2 separate regions of the Homo sapiens genome follow, and region 2 is linked to region 1. Evidence: chromatin contacts called from ENCODE Hi-C or POLR2A ChIA-PET data. All regions are on one chromosome and are shown on one strand. The core of a region is the stretch at or near the end of the contact, and the rest is flanking DNA. Distances in the headings are between cores, read along the strand shown.

Region 1 (6,422 bases), core at 2-2,501:
TACTCAGGAAGCTGAGGTGGGAGGATTGCTTGAGCCCAGGAGGCTGAGGCTGCAGTGAGCCGTGATCATGCCACTGCACTCCAACCTGGACAATAAAGCAAAAGATCCTGCCTCAAAAAAGAAGAAAGAGAACAGAGCCCTACAGAGAAGGAAGAAGGCAGGCACATTGTCACTTTTGCTCTCAAGCTCCCTGGATCTCTCCTAGAGGAGAGACCCCCAAACCTGCCTGCACTCCGCAGGAGCTGACTGGGGGAGGACCCTTTCCAGGGACACCTCCCTGGAGGTGCTCTAATATTTGGCTGCTTGGCCATTCTGGGCCAAGAAGACTCCTTCCCTAGCCCAGGACCATTAGTCTCCCTGATGATTGCTGCAGAAAGGCCCAATTTTCAGGGCCCTACCTAGCCCTTCAATACCTTTGAGCCACCCATCTTGTCTGAGCCAGAGTCCTAAAGCCAGTCCTGAGCTTCAAGACCCATGCTTGCCCTGGCCACTGCTTCCCCTGGGAGAGCTGCCTGGCTTCCTGCAGAGAGCTGGCCTGCAAGTTGGAAGGGCATATTCTCCTCCCGGCTCCCTGGCTAAATTGCTATAGAATTTCAGGTCACTCAAGTGAACTTTCTGTGACTATTTTTTCCTCCCTTCAAGATTTATCAACTATTAATTGGAGCCTCTAGATGCCTGCAATGTGGAGGTCCTGAGAATTCAATACAGAATAATACAAATGCAGTTCTTCCTGTGAAGCCTGGACAACCTTTCCCTTCCTTCCTTCCTTCTTTCCTTCCTTCCTTCCTTCCTTCCTTCCTTCCTTCCTTCTTTCTTGAGTTTCCTGATGCCAGCTCCTCAGATGGTGAGCCAGCGGTGGGAAGGTAGTGGTGGGGGTGATTATAAATACAATAAGAAATAAACCCACACACTGCAAAACTCCATGTTAATACTATTAATAGTATTTCCAAATTGCATACAGGTAGAAGACAGTTCCTTAGCAACATGATCGTAATGAGAATTCCACAAGGGCATCTGGAATTTACTCTGTCAGACATTCCAGCTTATCAGGAAATGAAAAGGACCAAGACTATCATATAATGTGCAAACTATGCTAATGCCTATCACTAGTGTATATCAGACCCCAGTTACAGGACTGACCCATGGGACTCCCCTTGTCTCAGCTTTAATCACATGAAGTACCTGAGGCCTGTTGTCCTCCTCGGGGCTCAATGCCTTCTTGCGGCCAGGTCCTTCGTATAATTCAAGAGTTGAAATCACTGTCAACACAGCCCTTTGACTAATGTTCCGGGGTGACAGGCCTGGCACGTGAACACATGAGTGATGCTATTATCCCCCAAATCACAGGTGAGTGAGGTCTCTGGAGATGTCCACCCCCACATGAATTTCCCTTTGTGGTAGCAGTAACATCTGAGTCACTAAGCATGGGGCCACAATTTAGGCTCACTCCCTCCCCTTCCTGTGCCCCAAAAGGGGGCTGAAGGCGGGTCCTCACAGCAGAAAAAGCTCCACTTCCTCCGAGCTCCAGACAGCACATCTCAGCTGTGTTGGGCCTTACAAGGCTGCGGTCAACAGGCACCCAGGTGATGAGGTCTTTCTCAGCCTGTTGTTCTCTTGTTAGCCCTTTGATGTTTCAAAGCTGACGAGGTCAGCATCTTCCAGGCTGCAGGAAACATGCCTGCCAGGTATACCTTTCAAGCAGCTGATTAATATGTCATGTGGTCTCTGGTCAGAGGAGAGTGTAAGGGCTGTTGAAATGACTCACCAGCTCAGCTCCCGTGTCTTTGGGAAACGCTACCCTGTCAGCAAGAGGCCTCCAGCTGAAAAGTAAAGACACAGATCTGAAAGGGTACAGTTCTAGCGTCCAACAAACTATTATACATCCTAAATGAAGTGAGAAATGGTAGGCTCTTCACCTGCCAGGGCCTGGCGGGGCCTGTGTCCCAGGACTGCTTAGGAATCCAAGCCTCGCACTGTTTATCCATTATACTGATGAGAAGCCTGTGAGACAGGGAGGCTTGCTGGGCCTCCAAAGTCCACTTGCTGGCTTGTTACTTGGCACCATCAGATCTACGCTAGGGATGGTGTAACTAGAGCCTTTGAGTGCATGAAAAGTCTGTGGCCTGACAAAGCACTTACTGACCAAGGAAAATCAACTTCAGGTGCAGCAGGAAAGGTCTGGTACCCAGAATGTCTGGGGTTTTGAGACACTGGAAAAGATTGCCTAATAATGTCATGGGCTCCCTTCCCTGGAAATAATCTGAAAATAGGATAAGTTCCCTCCAATCTTGGATGGGTCAACCTCGTCTTGAGGTAAGGAGACGGTTACATCAACCCATGGAGAGGGCCTGTCAGCAACTCTGAGTCTATTAGAGGGTATATTTTCAAACACAAAAAACTTTTTATCCTGGTAAAATATACCTAACGTAAAAGCTACCATTTTACCCATGTTTAAGTGTACAATTCAGTGGCATTAAGTACATTCACATCGTTGTATAAGCTTCCCCGTCATCTCTCTCCAGAACTTTTTCATCTTTCCAAACTGAAACTCTGTGCCCATTAAACACTGACTCCTCTTTCCCCTCCTCACAGCCCCTGGCAACTACCATTCTCCTTTTCATCTTTATGATTTTGACTACTCTAAGTACCTTGCATACGTGGAGTCACGCAGGGTTCTTGTGTGACGGGCTTGTTTCACTTAGCACAATGTCCTCAAGTTTCATCCATGTTGTAGCATGTGTCAAAATTTCATTCCTCTTGAAGGCTGAATACTATTCCATTGTGTGTGCATGTGCAGGTGCATGTGTGTGTGTGCGTGTGCAGGTGCATGCGTGCGTGTGTGTGTGTGTGTGTGCATGTAGCACGTTTTGTTCATCCATTCATCTGTGATGGACACTTGGTTGTTTCCGCCTTTTGGCTATTGTGGATAATGCTGCCGTGGACTTGGGGGTACAAATATCTGTCCCTCCTTTCAATACTATATCCAGAAGTGGAACTGCACAAAGAAAACTTTAAAGACAAAAGCATTGTGCCCCCAGAAGAAGGCATGTCGATGTCCTCACATCATGATTTCATATGGAGAAGAAACACCTAAAAAAAGTTGGGCGGGAGGCCGAGATGGGTGGATCACAAGGTCAGGAGATCGAGACCATCCCGGCTAACGCAGTGAAACCCCGTCTCTATTAAAAATACAAAAAAATTAGCCGGGCGTGGTGGCGGGCGCCTGTAGTCCCAGCTACTCGGGAGGCTGAGGCAGGAGAATGGCGTGAACCTGGGAGGCGGAGCTTGCAGTGAGCCGAGATCTCGCCACTGCACTCCAGCCTGGGCGACAGAGCGAGACTCCATCTCAACAACAACAAAAAAGAACGTTGGGCTACAGTAAGACTTGGTAAGAGGGACCAAGGAAGCATGGAAGAAGGAGCTGGTTGGTTCCCAGAGCAACCAGAGAAGGCTTCACAGAGATGAAATTGGAGCTGGATTCTGATGGGTAAGTAGGAGTTTGCCTGGTAGAAAAAAAAATAGAGAAGGGCAGGAAAAGAAACAGCCCTTTTCAAAAAAGAGGAGACCAAACATTGCATGCACATATCCTTTGACTCGGCAATTGCACTGGCAGGAATTCTGCTGTTATCCTCACACACATACGGCTCCAGGCATATGTCTAAGGATCCTCATAGCAGCAATGTCTGCAAGACTTAGTCACTGGGAGTGGCCTGTGGTCCCTCACTAGGACACTGCTGAAATAAACTATGGTACAGCCATACCGTGAATTCCCACACAACCATTAAAAAGAATGAAGGAGGGCCAGGTGCGGTGGCTCATGCCTGTAATCCCAGCACTCTGGGAGGCCGAGCGGGTGAATCACCTGAGGTCAGGCGTTTGAGACGAGCCTGGCCAACATGATGAAACCCCGTTTTTACTAAAAATACAAAAAATTAGCCGGGTATGGTGGCAGGCGCCTGTAGTCCCAGCTACTGGGGAGGCTGAGGCAGGAGAATCACTTGAACCCTGGAGACGGAGGTTGCCATGAGCAGAGAGAGCGCCATTGACCTCCAGCCTGGGTGACAAGAGTGAGACTCTGTCTCAAGAAAAAAAAAAAAAAAAAGCAAAGAATAGAGGCGATCTCCATGTGCTGATATGACAAGAATTCCAGACTTATTTTTAATTAAAAAAAGAAGATGTCACTGTATGCCCAAGTTATTTCCCTGGAAGGAAAGAACACACAAGAAACTCTTAATAGTCATTACCTTTGACAGGAGCAACTGTAACTTGAGGGGAGAGAAATTAAATTTTCGTGTTATGCTTTCTAATGTGTATGTATTGCGTTTAAAAACAAAGTTAACAAAGCTGCCAGGTTGATGAGATTACGGTCCACTTTTACATTCTTTGTGCTTTTTCTAATTTAAAATATTTTTTTAAAGAAAAGCAGCTATTTTTCTGGAATTGTTTAGTCCCAATGGCTCCTAAAGGCAGAGAGATGAGATGTTTACAGGGCCATCCTTTCGGAGTTTCTCTTACAGCTTCGCAAGGATTCCTTTCAAGACAGAATGGTATCCTCATCTCCTCGAGAGAAAAGTTTTGGGGCCAAACAAGAATTCGGCCAAAAGCTCGGGGCCAGGCATGTGTGGTGCCAGGGCAGTGCGGGGGTTCCCACAATGTCTGTCCAACTGTCCTGGGGACAGGACCCCTCTTCTGCACTTTTCTGTACCCCTCGTGGGGACTACGTCTCTGGGACAAAAACCCAGCTACACAGGGTTAACCCCTGCGTTTTGCTTCGCTGAGCATGGCTGAGGAGGAGGGGGTGCGGTGAGAGCAGAGGGGGCTCCATCCCGCCCCAGCTCCAGGCAGCATTAATAAAATGCAGGTGTTTTGTGTATGTATAGCTGCTTGAGGGAGGAGGGAGAAAGAGCCTTGACTGCAGCAGCGCATAGAAACAAGAGCCGAGTGCAGTAGAGGAAAATGTGCCTGCAAGTAATGAGAAAGCATTTTGCAAAGACAGCCTTGGCTTTAGGGTTGAGAAGAATGCAGCAGTTTCTGGCACAGGCCTACCCTGTAGCTCCCCCTGGGTGTGTGTGTATGTGTGCGTGTGTGTGTGTGTGTGTATCTGGACACAGGATCCTATGCATGCATGTGCACATACACACACCCCACCACCACCACAGATTTTTTTCCCAGCAACATCTCACACAACCTAAGTTTGACCCTCACTTGCTTTGACCAGGAGTTGGTTCTGACACTCCCTTCCCTCCCTGCCAACCGCCCTCCATCTTTTCTCTCCTGTCTTCCTCTCTGTGGACCCCACACCCTGCAATTCCTCCTTTCCCCCATCACTTCCTTCTCTCTGGGGCCTTGGGTTGACGGTATCTCCCCTTGGCCAGCCCCTTTTTCGTAATGCCACTTGGCTCTGCTTTCAAGCAGGCACCTTGTGAACCCGACTCCCACCCTCCTTTCCAAAGCCCACCTCCCTTGCAGTCGGGAATGGAGCTCAGGAGGTTGGCCAGCCCCTGCTGCTTTAGCTTGATGACGTGCTCCAGCACTGTGGAGGTTCAAAGTGAGGGGGGAGTAAAGCACAGAGCAAGCCCCCTCCTCCTGGCCACCCCAAGGGCAGGAGAGCAAGGAGGAGGCATCAGAGATGACTGCAAAGTGGGCAGCAGATCTGAGGGCCACTGGGCCCTGCTGAGGGTCCTCTGTCCCCACCTCCCCACATCCCCCAGGGAGGTGGGAAGTGACAGCCCCCCAACTTCTAGAGGGTCGCCCTCCATTACGCCAAGTTAAAGAAGCCTAAAAGCAAGTGATTTCTGTGATTTCTTTAGTTTGCCTCCTTGCCTGAGACCTGCTGAGGAGTGCAGTTGTAGGTGAGTTGTTCTGACACCGGAAAGGCTTCAGGAGACCAGGGTGGACCCCTGAGGCCCTGCTCGGTCCCAGGCAGGCCAGGGTCTGAGTGGAAGTCACAAGTGGAGGAGCTCCTCCAGAGGACATGGGCTCCTGATTCCATGAGGAGGGGGTAGGGAGAGGTGCTGGGGGGCTCAGGAAGCACCCCTGTCCCAGGCTACCAAGCTGATCCTGAGTGTTTGTGTCTGAAACCACTGAGCCAGAACCCATGCCAGGCAAAGGCCAGCCCAACAGCATAGTAAATATGTTCCCCGGAATTTAGCACTCCTGAGTCAGAGGGGAGCAGGGGCTGGCAAGGACCCTCTCCTCTGGCCTGTCTGAAATGGGAGGACCAAGCTCTAGAGAATCAAGTTTTTACTTTCTCAACTCCTATCCTCTACTCCCTACCTGCCTCCCCATTCCTCTGCAAATAAAAGACAGAGCAGGGGTGGACAGGCAGCAGCCCAACCATCCCGCCACTCATCCGCTCATCCCTGCCCGCAGCTCACAGGCTGGCTGGCAGCAGCTGTGTCAGGAGGCAGGACCCACATTCG
Region 2 (7,122 bases), core at 3,026-5,525, 49 kb after region 1:
CAGTGTGTCGGTTTACACTATTCTATCTTCTTAAGCCACCATATCAACATATTCACTCTGCTTCCTTTCTTTTCATTTGGCAGATGCCACACTTTTAATGGCAGCAATAAAAGGTGTTTCTATCAATGCCAGGTGGGCAGCCCTGACCATCTAAAGCCTCGGAGAGGGTTATACCAAGTCTCCTGTACACCTCCGTGCTAGTGACAACATGTGGGGACCTCTCATCCCAAAGTTTTGGGACAAAGTCTCCCGTCCCTTATCATTTGTTTTCACTGAGGCTAAATGTATCTGTTCAGTACATGGATAGATTTTTAAGCTCCTCTCACAAAGTCTTGTGCTTGAGACAAAATCAGCCCAGGTTCTGCACTTTGTCTATATTTCAGCAGCTCTCCTGCTTGATATTAAAAATAGCCTTGTCTAGTCCATCGAGATCAGACCCAGGAGACAGGCGCCTGCTATTCTAATCTCTGCTTCACAAATAGCTCTCTATGGGCTCAAGCATCTATCAACACTTCCAGGGGTCTCCAGTTATAAAACAGGGCCAGGCCTAGTCACCTATAAAGGTAGGCTCTGCTTAACTCCCCTGAGCTGTCCATGAGGTTAGCATGAGGCCTACAACAATCACATTTCTACCATGGACCAGAGACTTCCAATGGTGACTCAAAACTGAGAAGCAGTTAAGAGCATCCCCCACACTCAGGGTATCCTGCATTTCCCAGGCCAGAACCTACAAAAGGTTCCCTTGAGACTCAAACTCAAGCAGCACTGGTAAACAGGCTGCCCCTCCCCGCTTCTTCCCTCCTCCTGCAAACCACCCCCCATCCCTCACTTTCACCTCCCTTCCTCCCCAAGCCCATCTTGTACTCTGTGAAAAACTGTAGTCCCCTCAGTTGCCAAGGGAACCAAGCCTTTTATTCCATCCGTGACTAGCTGGTTGGGCTGAGGAGTGGGGCAACAACTGGTACCCAGGCCTTTGGAAGCCCAAGCCCTCCCTTTTTCCCAAAGGGGGAGGGGTGGGCTGCACCCCCCGTTGCCTTTTCACCCAAACCCAGCTGGGTGGGACCGAGCCCTTGGGCTCTCAGGAGCTCCCTGGCTGTGGGCTGGGGAGATCAGTGCTCCCCAGGCCCTCCTCTGGCCCTGGCCCTTTCCAGAGGACAATAGCCTTCATGCAAGGGAAAATTCCATCGCCCAGGGTTCAAGTCTCCAAGGAGTTGCTGGGGCCTCTATTTAGCCTGGAGTGGGCTCTGAGGAGCCGCTGCAGCTGCCCGGCTTGTTTTCCCCCTCGCTGTGTTTTATTTTTAACCCCTGAGCTGCCAAGGATTGTTTTTCCCCAACCAGTGCCTGGGAACTAAGGGAGGGAAGAAATAAGGCTTTGTTCCCTTTGGGGAACTAATTGGGAAAGACAGGCAGTGTGGCCAGCTTGGCTCTATTAGGGTGTGGGGCTCCCACCCCTCACTGCACAACATCTTCACCCCAATCCATACCCAGGAGGCTGGGAGTGCAGAAGTGCCCCCCAGGATGCAACCAGAGGCCCGGGGGCTGGTGGGAACGCAAGTGCAGCTTCAAGACTGCAAAGGCAGCTCAGAGCCACTTTCTTGGGCTCCGAAGATATTCAGGAAATAAGATGTTGGGAGCTGGAAATGTCTATTTTTCCCATTTCAACCCCCCCCAAACTAACCCCTGCTTTTCTCCTGCTGGTGGTGGTGGTTGTTGTTTTCCAGACCTGCATAATGAACTCTAGAAGAAAAGTGAGGGAACTCAAAAAAGTAAGAAACCAGAAAATAAAGACATTATACTTTTAAACACTAGGCTAATCAATGGGAAACACCCAGCAACCCCACTTATAAGTTTACTCCGTAAAAAATATTCCTTATACTCAGAAATTTAATTTCATTGCAAATCAGCTAGGAATTAATGAAAAATTTCTTCCACGGCCATTTTATTTTAAGATCAAATGGATTCCAGATAGGGACCCATTAAGAATCTAAGGACCATTTTGATCCCGTCTAGGAACAGAGCAAATTTCTAAGGAATCACCCACTTGCAGCAAGCCAGCACATTCAAGTTAGGGCTGTGGCATATGACACCCAGTGCGTTCAAGTAAAGACTGCTCGTCTATTTACCAAGAATATTTGAGAAAAGAAAATGCCCCTGCCTGGTGGACAATAGCACAAAGCATTTCTCTGTACCTGGGCACATTTGTTCCACTCGATAAAAGAGGACCCCTGACCCAGGTACACAGGCAGTTGGAGAAGAGGACAACGATGAACTGATACAAAGGTAAGAGGTTCCCGGTAGCATTGGAAGAACACAGATTGGTGCATAATGCATGGCATGTGCAATAAAAGTAAGTTGCATTAAAACTTCAGCCTTGTTAATGACTACAAAAAAAATTGTTAGAAAGAATGAATAAGATCTTGGCCAGGCACAGTGGCTCACGCCTGTAATCCCAGCATTTTGGGGGGCCGAGGCAGGCGGATCACCTGAGGTCAGGAGTTTGAGACCAGCCTGGCCAACATGGTGAAACCCCATCTCTACTAAATATACAAAAAAATTAGCCAGGCATGATGGTGCACGCCTGTAATTCCAGCTACTTGGGAGGCTGAGGCAGGAGAATCTCCTGAACCCGGGAGGCGGAGGTTGCAGTGAGCCAAGATCAAACCACTGCACTCCAGCCTGGGAGACAAGAGCGAAAAGAATGAATAAGATCTGATATTTGATAGCACAACAAGGTGACTATAGTCAATAATGATTGAATTGTACATTTAAAAATAACGAAAAGAGTATAATTGGATTGTCTGTAACACAAAGGATAAAAGCTTTAAGTGATGGATACCCCATTTACCCTGATGCAATTACTACACATTGTATGCGTGTATCAAAATATCTCTCATGCCCCATAAATACACACACCTACTATGTCCCGACAAAAATTTAAAATTTTTTTTAATTTTTAAAAATTTGTTGAAAAACCATCAGCCCTGTTAAGTTGCTCACACGTGCTGTTGCAGCCCCAGCTCACCCGGTAGTAAATCCTGCTGACACAGGGTCCCCCACAGCTATGGGTCTATCCTTCCTCTGGTGTGGCAAGACTACATTTTCAGGAAGCTGCTGGGCAGAATGAAGCAACTCAAAGCTCAGGAGAAGTGTCTACGTGCCTTTTAGGGTTGGGGTTTAACCCAGCACTCAGGGATTTCCCAGCATGCAGACAAAGGCACTGACAGTTACAGCAGAAGCTGGAAGGGTGAGTCAAGCCAGGACTCAGCACGCTTGAACCCATCCACAGCTCCCACTCACATCATCCCACACTCCCTTTTCACATTTACTCCAAGCATCTGGAGCCCCAAGCTCCTGTGCCTCAACCCATGCCCTCAGTAACAGTATCCATTGCCAAGCCAGAATTGACTCCGGGCCCACCTTGCCACTCACTCAGAGTCTGTGAGGAGTGGGCACCGCACGCAGCCGTGAAACAGGCCAACTCACAGGTGGGCTCCCCACTGCACGTCTTGTCCGAAAAGACACCCCTCAGCCCCATCAGTGTTGACTTTGCATTGCGCCATTAGATTATTTCTTTCAGCTCTTCTTAAGACAAATGGCTGGCTGTTGGGAGGCTGGCCAGGGTTAAGGTGGAGCCTCAATGTGGCCATTTTCACAGCCCCGGCAAAGCCTGTGGTTGATGCCAAACCCCCATTGAACTGAATAGAATGGAGGAAAGCTAACCAACCCACCAGAATAATAATCACTAATGCTATGGAGTGATCACACAGCAAGACTGTTCTAAGTGTTTTATGTGTATTCATTTATTTTTACCTCATCATAAGTACTATTATTTTTCTATTTTATAGATGAGAAAACTGAAACAAGGTCACAAACCAGATGATCTAAAGGGTAGCCACTACTGCCTCCTAAAGAACCCCAATCAGGAATCCCAGATTAATTTGCCCAGCATCCTGTTTGGAAACCACATGTCCACCCTGCAACTGTACCTGGCTTGTGTCCCACAAGGAGGAAGATGCAGGGGACTCCGGAAGCTAAGGAGGTAGACATGGGGTTTACTTGGGTTAATGTGGCCGGGGAGTCAGGAGACCTTGATTCCCATTCTGGCTCTGCCCCTATCCGCATGAGGATGGCCAACTGTTCCAACCATGGGTTCCACTCTCCTCATTGCTCAGCCACCAGGTTTCCAGGTCCCTCAGGCCCCTGCACATCCTCAGATATCTGAAGAACAGTGATCGGTGTGACGACAGGGCCCCTTCACAGAACGAACTTGACAAAGAACCACTCACCGCACACACGAGCCTTAGAATGCACGTGTCAGTGTTTTGGGAAATATGTGCTGTTTTGAAATGTGTCTGGGCCATGAGCAAGTTTGGGGGGAGACAGGATAGGAGCTTTTCTTCCAGTTAATGAAGTGAGGCTTCATGGAGGAAGAAGATTTTCTTAGTCACATTTCCTGTTTCACACTGACCTTTTAAAAGGAAACCCACAAGTGAACCTGTGCTAGGGCCTGCTTGCAAAATCTACCCACAGGTATAATAAAGATGATCTAAATAAAGCCCACAGTAGGCCAAGCTTAACCTGAATCAGTGGAAATAATAAGATCACTAAGAAGGGCTGATGGCCTGAGATAAGAGACATGGTGGTGCTCCGTATACTGTAAATAGAAGTGACACGTGAGAGATTTAATGATTATTAAACAGGAATCTAAGCAGAGAGGCAGAGATAAACCATGCAATCTTTTCATCAGTCTCTAGGTACTCAGGGCTTAGCCACTCATTATAAAATGGAGACTCTAAAAAATTAGGAGAGATGGATGCAGTGATTTCAAAAGAAGTTGTGTTGATTGGGTTATAAAATTAATTATGGGAATTAAGATTACTTATCTGCAGAGGAAAAGACCAAGAGATAACTGAAGAACTTAAAGTTGGTAAGGGGCCGGGCTCGGTGGCTCATGCCTATAATCCCAACACCTCAGGAGCCTGAGACGAGAGGACTGCTTGAGCCCAGTTGTTCAAGGCTAGCCTGGGCAACACAGTGACACCCCGCATTTACAAAAATATTTTTTTTGTCCTCAGATTTGGTAGTGTGTGTTTCTAGTCCCAGCTACTAGGGTGGCTAAGACAGGAGGACCGCTTGAGCCTGGGAGGTTGAGGCTGCAATGTGCTGTGATCACACCACTGCACTCCAGTCTGGGTGACGGAGCAAAAGTCCATCTCAGAAAAAAACCAAAAAGTTGGTAAGGAATCAATTATTGGATGACACATTGCCATATCTACTGAGCACAGAATGACAGGCCCAAACAACAGCAGACAGATATGGGATGCTCAAGGATGTCCCAGAGATGGCCAGGTATGGTGGCTCACGCCTGTAATCCCAGCACTTTGGGAGGCCAAGGCAGGCAGATCACTTGAGGTCAGGAGTTCGAGATCAGCCTGGCCAACATGGTGAAATCCTGTCTCTACTAAAAATACAAAAACTAGCTGGGTATGGTGGCGCATGCCTGTAGTCCTAGCTACTCTGGAGGCTGAAGCAGGAGAATCACTTGAACCCGGGAGGCAGAGGTTCCAGTGAGCTGAGATCACACCACTGCACTCCATCCTGGGCAACTGAGCGAGACTCCAACTCAAAAAAAAAAAGAAAAAAAAAAGAATGTCCCAGAGATACCTGCAGAACGGTTGCTAAGGCCACCCAAGTCCAGGGGAGCTTCACCATCAGGCAGCACCCATCGCCATGGCTGTTTACATTAACTCAGGGAAGACGCCACAGAAATGTTAAGTTTTGAAAGCTTTGTTTTGTTTTGTTTTATTACTTTTTCATTTTAAAAAATATGGAATGCTTCACAAATTTGCGTGTCATCCTTGCTCAGGGGCCATGCTAATCTTCTCTGTACTGTTCCAATTTTAGTACATGCACTGCCAAAGCGAGCACTGTTTTGTTTTGTTTTAAACAAGGAGGCCTGGAATTGGGCTGAAGTTAAAAAAAAAATCATACAAAGGAAACGGTAATTATGTTAACAAAAATAGAGTGGGGAATAGGGTTAGGCCATGACAGGCAATGATCCTAAGAGCTAGAGATCTCTCCCACCCCAACAGAGAGAGACAGAGAGACAGACAGAGAGAGAGAGAGGGAGACAGAGACAGAGAGAGAGACACACACAGAGAGAGAGAGACACACACGCACACACACAGAGAGAGAGAGACACACACACACACACACACAGAGAGACACAGAGAGAGAGAGAGACAGAGACAGAGACAGAGAGAGAGAACCCTAAGGTATTAATATTCCTGACTTGAATACCTCAGGCTTTTCCCAGCCAACTTCCACGTTGCTCTCCTATCCGTCTCCACACCTAATTCTTCTACCAAACCCTTCTGTCCACCCCAGGAGATTGTGAACTCAGGCACCAAATCCAACAAGCTCCCCGAGGAACTTACAACAGTCTGTTTTACAGAGAAGTAAATGTTGCTGAGAGAGAAAATTGTCAGGCCTCGGTGTTCCAGAGCAAGAGGCATTCCTTCATTCCCAGAGAGGCCCTGGGCCTCAGCAAGCAAGCCCGACAAGCCCTCCGCAGCCAGAATCCAAGCTTCAGGCTGCACCTCCCTCACCGCTGGGCCCTGGACAGTGAGGCTGCTGCTCAGAACCCCTCTCCTCAGAGGGAAATTCCTCAGGGCTGCCCCACCCGACCCGTTCTATCAGTCACTCAAGCCCTCTATCCTCTGTCACAGCCTGGCTCTGTCCCTTCCCATGCCCCAACCCCCAACCTCCCAGGACCCAGTATCTCAGGATTTCTGCCCTCCTCCAGCCCCGAGCAGCCTGGAAGCCAAGTGGCAAGGATGTAGTCAGCCGGGTGGGCCCTGAGAGCCGGTGGAATGGTGTCCATGTTGCAGGAAACAAGGGAAGGTGAGGGGTACAGGGGTGCCTGTGCCAGGCCACCACTCCACAGCTCATTCTTCTCTGAGGTTATTCCCCGACCCATACCCCTCTGGAGCCCACCCCAGCTGCTTCCTCTTCCTAGGGGTCTCCACCTGATGTTCTGTGACTCCCCTGAAAATAAACTTTTGAAAGGCAGACTGTGTGGTTATTGTGAACATGGGTGTAAGGTCAAGAGGCAACCCCATA

What was found. Hi-C counts contacts between places; a loop is a spot of excess contacts on that map. ChIA-PET counts read pairs that join two places held with the same protein, here RNA polymerase II (POLR2A). Pooled maps may share reads with other maps.
Region 2: a map of B cell shows a loop between it and region 1 (4-fold over the local background). The contact joins the enhancer-like site here to the promoter of RAD51B-AS1 in region 1. A Hi-C loop is called at or near these places in 16 of 168 maps with a recorded cell type or tissue (B cell, CD14-positive monocyte, CD4-positive, alpha-beta memory T cell and 9 more), 15 of 37 single-sample maps with no recorded cell type and 20 of 50 pooled maps. POLR2A ChIA-PET finds 5 or more read pairs at or near these places in 17 of 52 experiments (B cell, CD4-positive, alpha-beta T cell, CD4-positive, alpha-beta memory T cell and 11 more).

What each region holds. Positions count from the first base shown.
Region 1 is chr14:68,684,189-68,690,610 of GRCh38, forward strand. It overlaps RAD51B-AS1 (RAD51B antisense RNA 1), which reads right to left and starts at 1,252. Exons shown (of 4, transcript XR_007064220.1): 1 at 1,183-1,252. RefSeq lists an enhancer at 1,540-1,589.
Region 2 is chr14:68,730,101-68,737,222 of GRCh38, forward strand. LOC105370547 (a long non-coding RNA gene) reads left to right here. Exons shown (of 4, transcript XR_007064227.1): 2 at 1-2,280; 3 at 3,846-4,039; 4 at 6,388-7,071. It also overlaps the pseudogene RNU6-921P. Among named protein-coding and RNA genes, the nearest start is that of RAD51B-AS1, 48 kb to the left of the region's middle. RefSeq lists enhancers at 636-1,189, 6,195-6,721, 6,722-7,122. Within about 2 kb of position 4,276, at least 11 of the 41 ENCODE cell types and tissues checked have a DNase peak (open chromatin) inside an H3K27ac peak, as active enhancers do; they include B cell, CD14-positive monocyte, CD4-positive, alpha-beta T cell and 3 more, where a contact is called at or near this core.